Regions from separate parts of the Homo sapiens genome. Here region 1 is linked to region 2. Evidence: read pairs that join two places in POLR2A ChIA-PET (ENCODE). Cell type or tissue: B cell. All regions are shown on one strand. Links, peaks and the distances in the headings refer to the core of each region. The heading gives the core; the rest is flanking DNA.

Region 1 (2,500 bases), core at 1-2,500, 89 kb before region 2:
CCTAGTTTGTTGTGTATTTCTCCATTGTTTTGGACAAAAGTCATGTGTTAATCTTACTGTCATTTCTGTGTATATGATGGATTTTCTTTTCTGCTTTCAAGTTTTTATTTTCTTCTTTTCAACAGTTTAATTATAACGTGCTCATGTGTGGATCTCTTTGAGTCTATCCTACTTCTGGCTCATTCAGATTCTAGGATGTGTAGATTAATGTTATCATCAAATTTTGGAATTTTTCAGCCATTTTTTTCTTTGAATATTTTTTCTGCCCATTTCTCTATTTTTTCCCTCTTTCTCAGAGTCCTGTTACCTGGATGTTGGTGCATTTGATGATGGGCCAAGGCTTCTTAGTCTCTGTTCATTTTCTTCAGTCTTTTTTCTCTCCATTATTCAGCTTGTATAATCTCTGCTGATCTATCCTCAAGATTGCCAATTCTTTATTTTGTCAGCTCAAATTTGCTTTTAAGCCCCTCCAGGGAAATTTTCATTTTAGACACTATACTTTTCAAATCCAGAATTTCTATTGGTTCTCTTAAAAATAATTTTTCTTGGCAGGGCACGGTGGCTCATGCCTCTAATTCCAGCACTGTAGGAGGCTGAGGCGGGTGGATCACCTGAGGTCAGGTGTTTGAGACTAGCCTGGCCAACATGGAAAAACCCCATTTCTACTAAAAATACAAAACTTAGCAGAACTTATAACAAACTACAAAAACTTATAACAAAACTGCAAAACTGTGAGAAAAAATAATCATTTGAAAACTGGAGATTGATCAAAATTATAAGTAGTAGGTAGAATAATGGGTGACAGAGTGAGATTCTGTCTCAAAAAAAGAAAAAAGAAAAAACTAACACAGTATGTAACAAATTGAGAAGTGTTTACTTTGAAAAGTCTTGAACTTTAATGAGAAAAGAATGAGGGCTTTGTGTGGGTGGGTGGGTGTTTCAGAGCTTCCTCACTCAGTCATTCTGGAAGTCCCATCTATATGTGATACATTCTTACAATGGAATACTGTGGAGGAATGAGAATGAAGTAAAAGGGCAAGCAAAGACATGGCTGAATCTCCTAAACATAATGTTGAATGAAAGGAGTCAGGCACAGGCCAGGTGCAGTGGCTCATGCCTGTAGTCCTAGCTGCTAGGGGAGCTGAGGTGGGAGGATAGCTGAGGTTGAGGCTGAAGCGAACCGTGATCGTGCCACCGGACTCCAGTCTGGGTGACAGAGCGAGACGCTGTCTCAAAAAAAGAGAAGAAGTCAGGCATAAAGGAATGCTTTCTGTATGATTCAGTGTTTCTTTCTGTTCTTTGTTTGTTTGTTTTTTTGAGACAGTGTTTCTCTCTGTCACCCCCCCCGGCTCATTGCAGCCTTGGCCTCCCAGGCTCAAGTGATCCTCCCACCTCAGTCTCTCTAGTAGCTAGGGGCCACAGGCTTGCATCACCATGCCTGGCTAATTTTTGTATTTTTTTTTTTTTTTTTGGAGAGATGGGGCCTCACTACATTGCCTAGGCTGGTCTCGAACTTGGGCTCAGGTAATCCTCCTACCTCAGCTTCCCAAAGTGCTGGGATTAGAGGCATGAGCACCCAGTGCACCCAGTCACTTTTTCTATGATTCAAATAGAAATAACTAGTTTAGGTATTAGGAGCCAGAATGGGCTTTCCTTGGTGGTGGCAGCAGAGGGGTTGTGATGGAAGAGGTCATGAGGGGGTTTCTGGGTTCTTCTTCTTCTTCTTCTTCTTCTTTTTTTTTTTTTTTTTTTTTTTTTTTTGAGACAGAGTCTTGCTCTGTCACCCAGGCTGGAGTGCAGTGGCGTAATCTCTGCTCACTGCAACCTCTGCCTCCCGGATTCAAGCAATTCTCCTGCCTCAGCCTCCCGAGTAGCTGGGACTGCAAGCACCCACCAACACGCCTGGCTAATTTTTGTATCTTTAGTAGAGATGGGGTTTCACCATATTGGCCAGGCTGGTCTCAAACTCCTGACTTTGTGATCCGCCTGCCTCGGCCTCCCAAAGTGCTGGGATTACAGGTGTGAGCCACCATGCCCAGCTCTTGTTCTTCTTCTTCTTTTTTTATTTTTTAACTTTTTATCTTCTAGTAATTTCAAACTTACAGCAAATTTGCAAAAATAGAGTAAAGAAATCCTGTATTTCCTGTATTTCCATCATCCTGATCCACCAACTGTTAACATTTTACCACTTGAGAAAATAATAATTCTTTCCGTACGAGGAGTCCAAGCCCATGTAGATACAGCATCCCTGTGACAGTGACTTCCAGGATCCCACACTAAAAGAAGGGCAAGAGGAGGAGCCTTCTGACACATGGTTGGTCCTGGGGGACCCATTCCTTAGGTAGGTGGCCACTGACCACAGAAAGAGATGACACTGTTCATTGTCCAGTTTGAAGGCTCCTGAGATTCCAAACGCTCTTGGTTCCCCCCTGGTCTTCTCTATAATTCTCCATCTGTGTCCAGATTACCAGGCTTCAGGGTGAGTAAATAACAGGGAACC
Region 2 (6,933 bases), core at 302-2,801:
GTGAAGGAGGTGTCTTGCTTCCCCTTCGCCTTCCGCCATGATTGTAAGTTGCCTGAGGCCTCCCCAGCCATGCAGAACTGTGAGTCAATTAAACCTCTTCCCTTTAAAAATTACCCAGTCTCGGGCAGTTCTTTATAGTAGTATGAAAACAGACTAATACAGCACTTACTTCTTCATGGCTAGCAAGAGAAATTCTTCTCTAGTTCTTTTAAAGGATCAACTGATTGGGTCAAGCCTACTCAGGATAATCTCCCTTTTAATTAACTTCAAGTCCATTAGGGACTTTAATTACATCTGCAAAATCCCTTCACTTTTGCCACAGAAGGTAACCTAATCACAGTAGGGATTATCCCATCACATTCACAGGTCCTGCTGAAACTCAAGGGGGTTATTACACAAGGGCATGAGTCACTAGGGGTCATCTTAGACCTGTGTATAAAAGGGGCTTTGGAGCCAAACTTCAATTAGCCAAACAAACAACTAAAATCCACCAGCAGGGACTAGGATAAGCAAAGCAAACTTGGAGAATCAAATCAAGTTTCAAGGACAGATATCAATGAAAACTTTTATTTACTGGTAAAATATAAAAATCCAGGTCTCTTAAATCCACACAATCTCTCCAAATATTTGGCAAGATTGATTCCAAGTCCATATGGGTGGATAACAAGAACAAAGGGGTCTCTGCTCAGAGAGACGTATTGTCGTTCAGAGTTCTGCCCTGCTTCCCTCTAAATGCTCACCAACCTGGACTCTTCTAAAGTGGGCAGACAAGCCCTATTCTAAGCGTAGGAATAGCCCCATTTGTGCGTGACACTAAGTTCCTCCAATGGTCCAAACTGAGCGTGGATGACTATCCAACATCACACACAAATGCACATCCCCTCTCTTTACAAGACATGCAGAATCTCAAGATATGTCAAGATATGCAGCAAGTTTAATACCTGAAGGTTAACATAAATGACAACAGGACACAGATGCAATGCTACAGTCAAATGTGGTTGGGGATGGAAGGGGGCAGAGGGACACTGGATATCATCACAGCAACCAGTGAGTGAGTCCTCTGGTGCCCTGAGGAGGTTGTGAGCCACTTGACTCGTGTCACAAAGAATGGAGTAAACTAACAACTCTGAAAGACAAGAGGGTGGCAGCATTGCTGAGATGAGACTCAAGGCAGGGGTCTGCAGCTCTGTCACAGAGTGTTAATGCTCAACGATGCCTGGGCTCAAGAGCGTTCTGGTCAGCATTTTAACATCAGAAGAAGGGCTTCTTCAGGACACACTCCCTTCTCTTAACATGAGGTGAAGAAACCCATCCCATTCTGAAACCAGGTCCCATAATACCTTGGTCTTTTGATACACAGCAGCACTACACACCACTGTGCCCCCCAGCCAGCTTCACTCTGTCTGCTAAGCACCCACTCTGCAAACAGATCTCAGAGTGAACAAATCCAGAGGAGGTGGGAGGAGCCACCATGGTGGGATGTGAGGGACAGGAGTTGGCTGGAGGAGCAGATGGGTCCCATGTCAGGAACCTCCTAGGCATCATGAAGATTGCTATCACTCAGAAGCACCTTTTCCCCAGGTTTGAAGGCTGGCATCCCAAGGTAGGGGCAGCTGGCACAGCGGAAGGCATCGCCCAGGTAGCACTGGAGAGAGAGAATGGGGAAGCCAAGGGTCAGCTTATCCCAGGCATACCAGCCAGAAGAAAGAAATGCCTAATTTCATAATGTGGCCACAGTGGCCTGAAGGAAATGGCTATGTTTGCAGGTCCAATTGAGACCAAAATACTAAGAGTTTTCAAGATTTCTGGTTTCGTGAAAAACTATAGTCATGAAAAGTTCCCTAGGAGGCCATAGTTCTTTTTTTTTTGTTTTTGAGATGGAGTCTCCCTCTGTCACCCAGGCTGGAGTGCAGTGGCGCGATCTCAGCTCACTGCAAGCTTCGCCTCCTGGGTTCCCGCCATTCTCCTGCCTCAGCCTCCCAAGTAGCTGGGACTACAGGCGCCCGCTACCATGCCCGGCAAATTTTTTTGTATTTTTAGTAGAGACGGGGTTTCACCATGTTAGCCAGGATGGTCTCGATCTCCTGACCTCGTGATCCGCCCTCCTTGGCCTCCCAAAGTGCTGGGATTACAGGCGTGAGCCACCGCACCCGGCCTTTTTTTTTTTTTGAGATGGAGTCTCCCTCTGTCACCCAGGCTGGAGTGCAGTGGTGCGATCTCAGCTCACTCCACCTCCCAGGTTCAAGTGATTCTCCCGCCTCAGCCTCTGGCATAGCTGGAATTACACACGTGAGCCACTGCGCCCGGCCATAGTTCTATATTCTATGCAGTTCAAAACACAACCAACTTTAGCTAACTGTCTAACCATCAGGTCCCACTCTGAAGTACAAAGAAATGGGCCAAAAATAAAAAGCAACAAGACCCTCCCTGACCAGCACAAGCACGCTAACCCACTCTCACTCTCAGGAGACAGCCTCTCTCCCCATTACTACCTACGTTCGTGTGCTCACGCATTCGTCTGTTACTAAAATATTTGAGGTGGAGCTTGTCTGTGTTTAGTTTAGAAGAAGGTCTAATCCCCCTGGGGGTTTGTGAATGCTGAGGAATGATCCTGATATTTACGTTTCCACAAGCTGACTTGGGTTGGGAGCTCATCTGTTCCCTTGACTTCTCTTTTTCCAGTTCTTCGGCAAGGCCACAGGTGCTGCGGGAAAATCAGTAACTAATGAACGAGAATTGTCACCACCCAGAAATCCCAAATCCTAACAGTGCCAAAATGTGCTTTAAGCCTTTTCTCTTCACACCAGTGTCATAACTCAGAAGCCTATAGGCCAGGCAGACAGCAGCAATATGAGAGGCTGCTGAGGGAGACAGAAGTGGGAGGAGGATGAGGGAAGTACCGTGTGTGCTCTGTCTACAGAGGGCAGCCACTACTCAAGCTTCAGCTGGTTATCATGCTGGGGAAAGTGGACCCAGATTGCCATATTTTCCAAATTCAAGAACAGAAGGGAAAAAAATCTGTGTTTTCACTTGAAATTTCCTGATTTGTAAATGCTGGCAGCTTTTACATTTAAAAAACACTGATGATTAACGCTGATGATGAACATCACTGATTAACTTTCTACAATCCTTCCCATCCATTTATAAAAACAAATGTGAAGACACCAAGGTCTCGCTCTGATGCCCATGCTGGAGTGCAGTGGCACAATAGTGGCTTACTGGTAGGGTTTTGAGGGAGAGTGAAATTAGATACATGGCACAATTACGGCTCACTGCAGCCTCGACCTCCCAGGCTCAAGTGATCCTCCTGCCTTTGCCTCCCAAGTAGCTGGGACCACAGGTACATACCACCATGCCTGGCTAATTTTTTTTTTTTTTTAATTATTTGCAGAGATGGTCTCCCTGTGTTGCCCAGCCTGGAAAATGTATGTTCTAAAAATAGTACAGCACCGCGATGTCTTCAGCATGAAGCCACTGGAGGCAGCATGGCAGGCTCCAGTCACCCCAGCACTCACCAGTTCTTACAGGCCTTCCTCTTTTTCCCTTCCCCACAAGAAGCAGCCCGCAGGGAAGCTGGATCTGGCTTCTTCAAATCTTCTGGATCCAGCAGCTCATCTGAGTCAATGAGATCCTGGAGAGTGTTCAAAGCAATGAGTGATACAGTCGTGGTCTCTGCTAATGAAAAGCTAAAGTGACTGCAGGCTTCGAGAGGAAACTTGGAGTCCAGGGTAAAGAAGGTGTCCACCCTGTCCTCCTTTTGGTTGATCATCATGTTCAACCTGACCACATGCTCAAGAGGCCAACGGTGAGTTAAACTACATCCACAGAAGATGCACTAGGATGCAAAGGAATTAGAAACAAATTTACATGAGAAAAAGCTGTATGACTGGCCAGCAATGTGTAGAGAATATACACATGTTGGGGGTTGGGGGCAGGAGTGGGGAGAAGGGAGGGAACAGGCAGAACAGAGAAAGAGAGAAGTGTTTATGAAGAGTCACGTGAAAAAGGGAATAAAATATCTTTTACATAATCCCAGATAAAAATCAAATAATTATATATACCTTTATGTAATTCTTTGTAAATGTGTAGACACTTAGTCTGTAAACCCTATGAGAGCATGAACCTCACTTATTTTGCTCACTACTCTAACTTCAATAGTAGAGGTGTAGAAATGAAGAACTTTATTACAGACATGGCCAAAGATAGAAAATAGTGCTTTTTAAAGCATGGAACAGTCAGCAACTTGCCCAAAGGTGCCAATAAAACTATTTAAGCTGACAAAATCTTTTCAGGTTTACACATGCCCACAAGAGTTTTCAACATATCGTATGAAGTGAGAACAAGAAATTATGTGGGGAAAAAGAGATGCTAAAAAATTTAAAATGCCACCAACATGGCCAAGCGCAGTGGCTCACACCTGTAATCCCAGCACTTTGGGAGGCCGAGGCGGGCAGATCACTTGAGGTCAGGAGTTTTGCGACCAGTCTGGCCAACATGGTGAAACCCCGTCTCTGCTAAAAACGCAAAAATTGGCCAGGTGTGGTGGCACATGCCTGTAATCATAGCTACTTGGGAGGCTGAAACATGAGAATCGCTTGAACCCGGGAGCAGAGATTGCAGTAAGCCGAGATTGTGCCATTGCACTCCAGCTTGGGCAAGAGAGCGAGACTGTCTCCAAAAAAAAAGCCACCAACATGGAGTTTCCTTCTAAATCAAAGATGTGACAGGCATAGTCACAAATCTGGGCTTTAAATACGTTCACACCTACAAGTCCAGAAAGGTCACTATAGCTGTTCACACCCAAACTGGGGCCTGAAAGAAAGCAATCAAGTGACAATGCTGCCAGCTCACCATGCTGTCGTCCTCCATATCGTTGGCTGAGAGGGTCCACAGCTTGGCAGCAGCAGGGTCCACAGCAGGTTTCACTGAGTCCAAGCAATAAAAGAAAAAACTCCATAAACACAGTCAGAAACTATTAATTACAAACATACATAAATGCTTCCTGCTGTGTAGAAGAGAACACACTGGCCTGGGAGGCAGAAGATGTGGGTTCACAGTCCAGCTCTACCCCTCTGAGAGGTCTGACCTTGGGCCAACCACTTGCTGATAGTTACAGAAGTCACCATTTGCTAAGCTCTTGCTTTGCACCAGGCACCATATTAAGCACTTATATACATTATCTAACTTAATTCTGCTGACAACCTTATGAGGTAACTATCTGTCATCCTACTTTTACCGCTGAGGAAACAGGTTTAGACACTTAGGCTGGTTCCACAGGCTGCAAAGCCTGTCTGATGCTTTTAACCTCCATTCCATATTGCTTCCTCCTCGATACCTTAGTTTCCATTCTATAACATGAAGTTAAATTGTACTTCCTATGTTACTGCAGGTGTTTTGAGGATTAAATGAGAAATGTGTCAAAACCTTCAAAAATAGCAGAGCTTTAGCCTCATGTAAACCTGCTACATACAAGAAAATAGGCTCTAGAGCTGCTGGTGGCAAGGTAACACCATCAGTGGCAGACAAACCTCACACTTCCTGGTTCTCTGTCTAGTCAGGAGAATGCAAGGAAGAGGCAGAGAGCTGAGGCTCGGATGCAGTGTGGGCAAATCCTCGCAGGCCCTTGGGGTAAGAGTACCCTCTAGTGATCATTGTCACAGCTGGATGCTCATACCTTCCACAAGGCCAACTGTTCTAAGCTATTCCTACCCATTCTGGAACCATGAATCGAAAGGTTAGATTCCAAAGGATTTCTTGAAGATTTAGGTTAGACAGTCAAAACCGTACAAGTGGGAATGTACCAGTAAATATCTGTTAATGTCTGCATACCTCACAGCTGGGTCAATTCAGGCATTTAAAAATAGGGATAGGAAGGATGAGGATGGAGCTGTGTGTGTGTGTGTGTGTGCGTGCGCGTGCGTGCACGCGTGTGCTTGTACACAATTTTCTAGTCAGAAGAAATATAGTTTTATAAGTGTCTTAGCATCCTCAAAGTAAGAACAGCTGATTTTCCTGGCATGGGGAAAAAAGCACATGAGAACAGGAACAGGGCACTCTCATACACCATTACCACTACACTGTGAGGTCTTCTGAGGAGAAACGTTAATTCTGGGACCTGGAAGGACCTCATTAATTAAACTGTGTGACTCAGTCCTGTAAAATTAGGAGGCCTCGGTATCTTCTGGTGCAGAAGAAGGAGCTGAACTAGATAATACCTATGTATTATTTCAGTTTTGGATCCTAATATGCCCATGATAATAGTACATTAAGTATTCTTCTTTGTGGAAATGGCAGAAATCAAAGGACTAATCCTCTAAAAATATCACCATCTCATTTATTGCTGGCTCAATTTCTAACATGTCCCTCTAAGCCCATTCAAACAGAAGAATGTCCCTAGGCCAGCCTTACCTGAAGGAGAAGACTTCTTGGTGATGGAAAGCTTAAGCTGCCTAGAAGAACCCACTTCAAAGTTTGGTTTTTTGCCTGTGATCTGAACAAACAGCAGGTTGTCACTTTCATGACCAAGGTGTTCTCGAACAGACTGTACTTCCTCAGGGGTTAGGGGCTCCCGCTGCAGCTAGAATTCAAGACATCAAAAGGATTAGTTCACCCTCCTCTGTAAAATGGTTTACTATGTCTACCTACACAGGAGTCAAAGACTCATTTCTGTGCATTAAGGATGTAACAGTGGATGGTAACAGATAACACTTTATGCCTCACATTCAGTTTCTCACTGATCAGAACCCTAGAGTATAACCTTTGTCTGCATGTTTACTTGGAGCCTACCCCTTGGAAAATGTAAAAGTACTTAAAAAACATTAGGGATGAGGCATATACTAGTTATTTGGGATGTAATACAATTATGAAAATGAACCAGATGTGGTCCTACTGTGTAACAGGAAAGAATGCCCACAATGAAGACAGCAGAAATTT

Evidence for each region. ChIA-PET counts read pairs that join two places held together with the same protein. Peaks named below come from ENCODE experiments on the same cell type or tissue, not always from the same donor. Only the 100,000 strongest peaks of a DNase experiment are listed, where the experiment ranks them.
Region 1: POLR2A ChIA-PET joins it to region 2 with 7 read pairs; 4 of 35 experiments call an interaction of 5 or more read pairs at or near these places.

What each region holds. Positions count from the first base shown.
Region 1 is chr16:57,338,587-57,341,086 of GRCh38, forward strand. No RefSeq gene overlaps it. Among named protein-coding and RNA genes, the nearest start is that of CCL22, 19 kb to the right of the region's middle. In B cell, for the core only: no CTCF peak of the experiment used is centred there; DNase peaks (open chromatin) are centred at 1,185 and 1,634.
Region 2 is chr16:57,427,636-57,434,568 of GRCh38, forward strand. It overlaps CIAPIN1 (cytokine induced apoptosis inhibitor 1), which reads right to left. Exons shown (of 9, transcript NM_020313.4): 5 at 6,409-6,577; 6 at 4,852-4,925; 7 at 3,516-3,631; 8 at 2,623-2,704; 9 at 552-1,645. The coding sequence ends at 1,535. Among named protein-coding and RNA genes, the nearest start is that of CIAPIN1, 16 kb to the right of the region's middle. In B cell, for the core only: no CTCF peak of the experiment used is centred there; no DNase peak of the experiment used is centred there.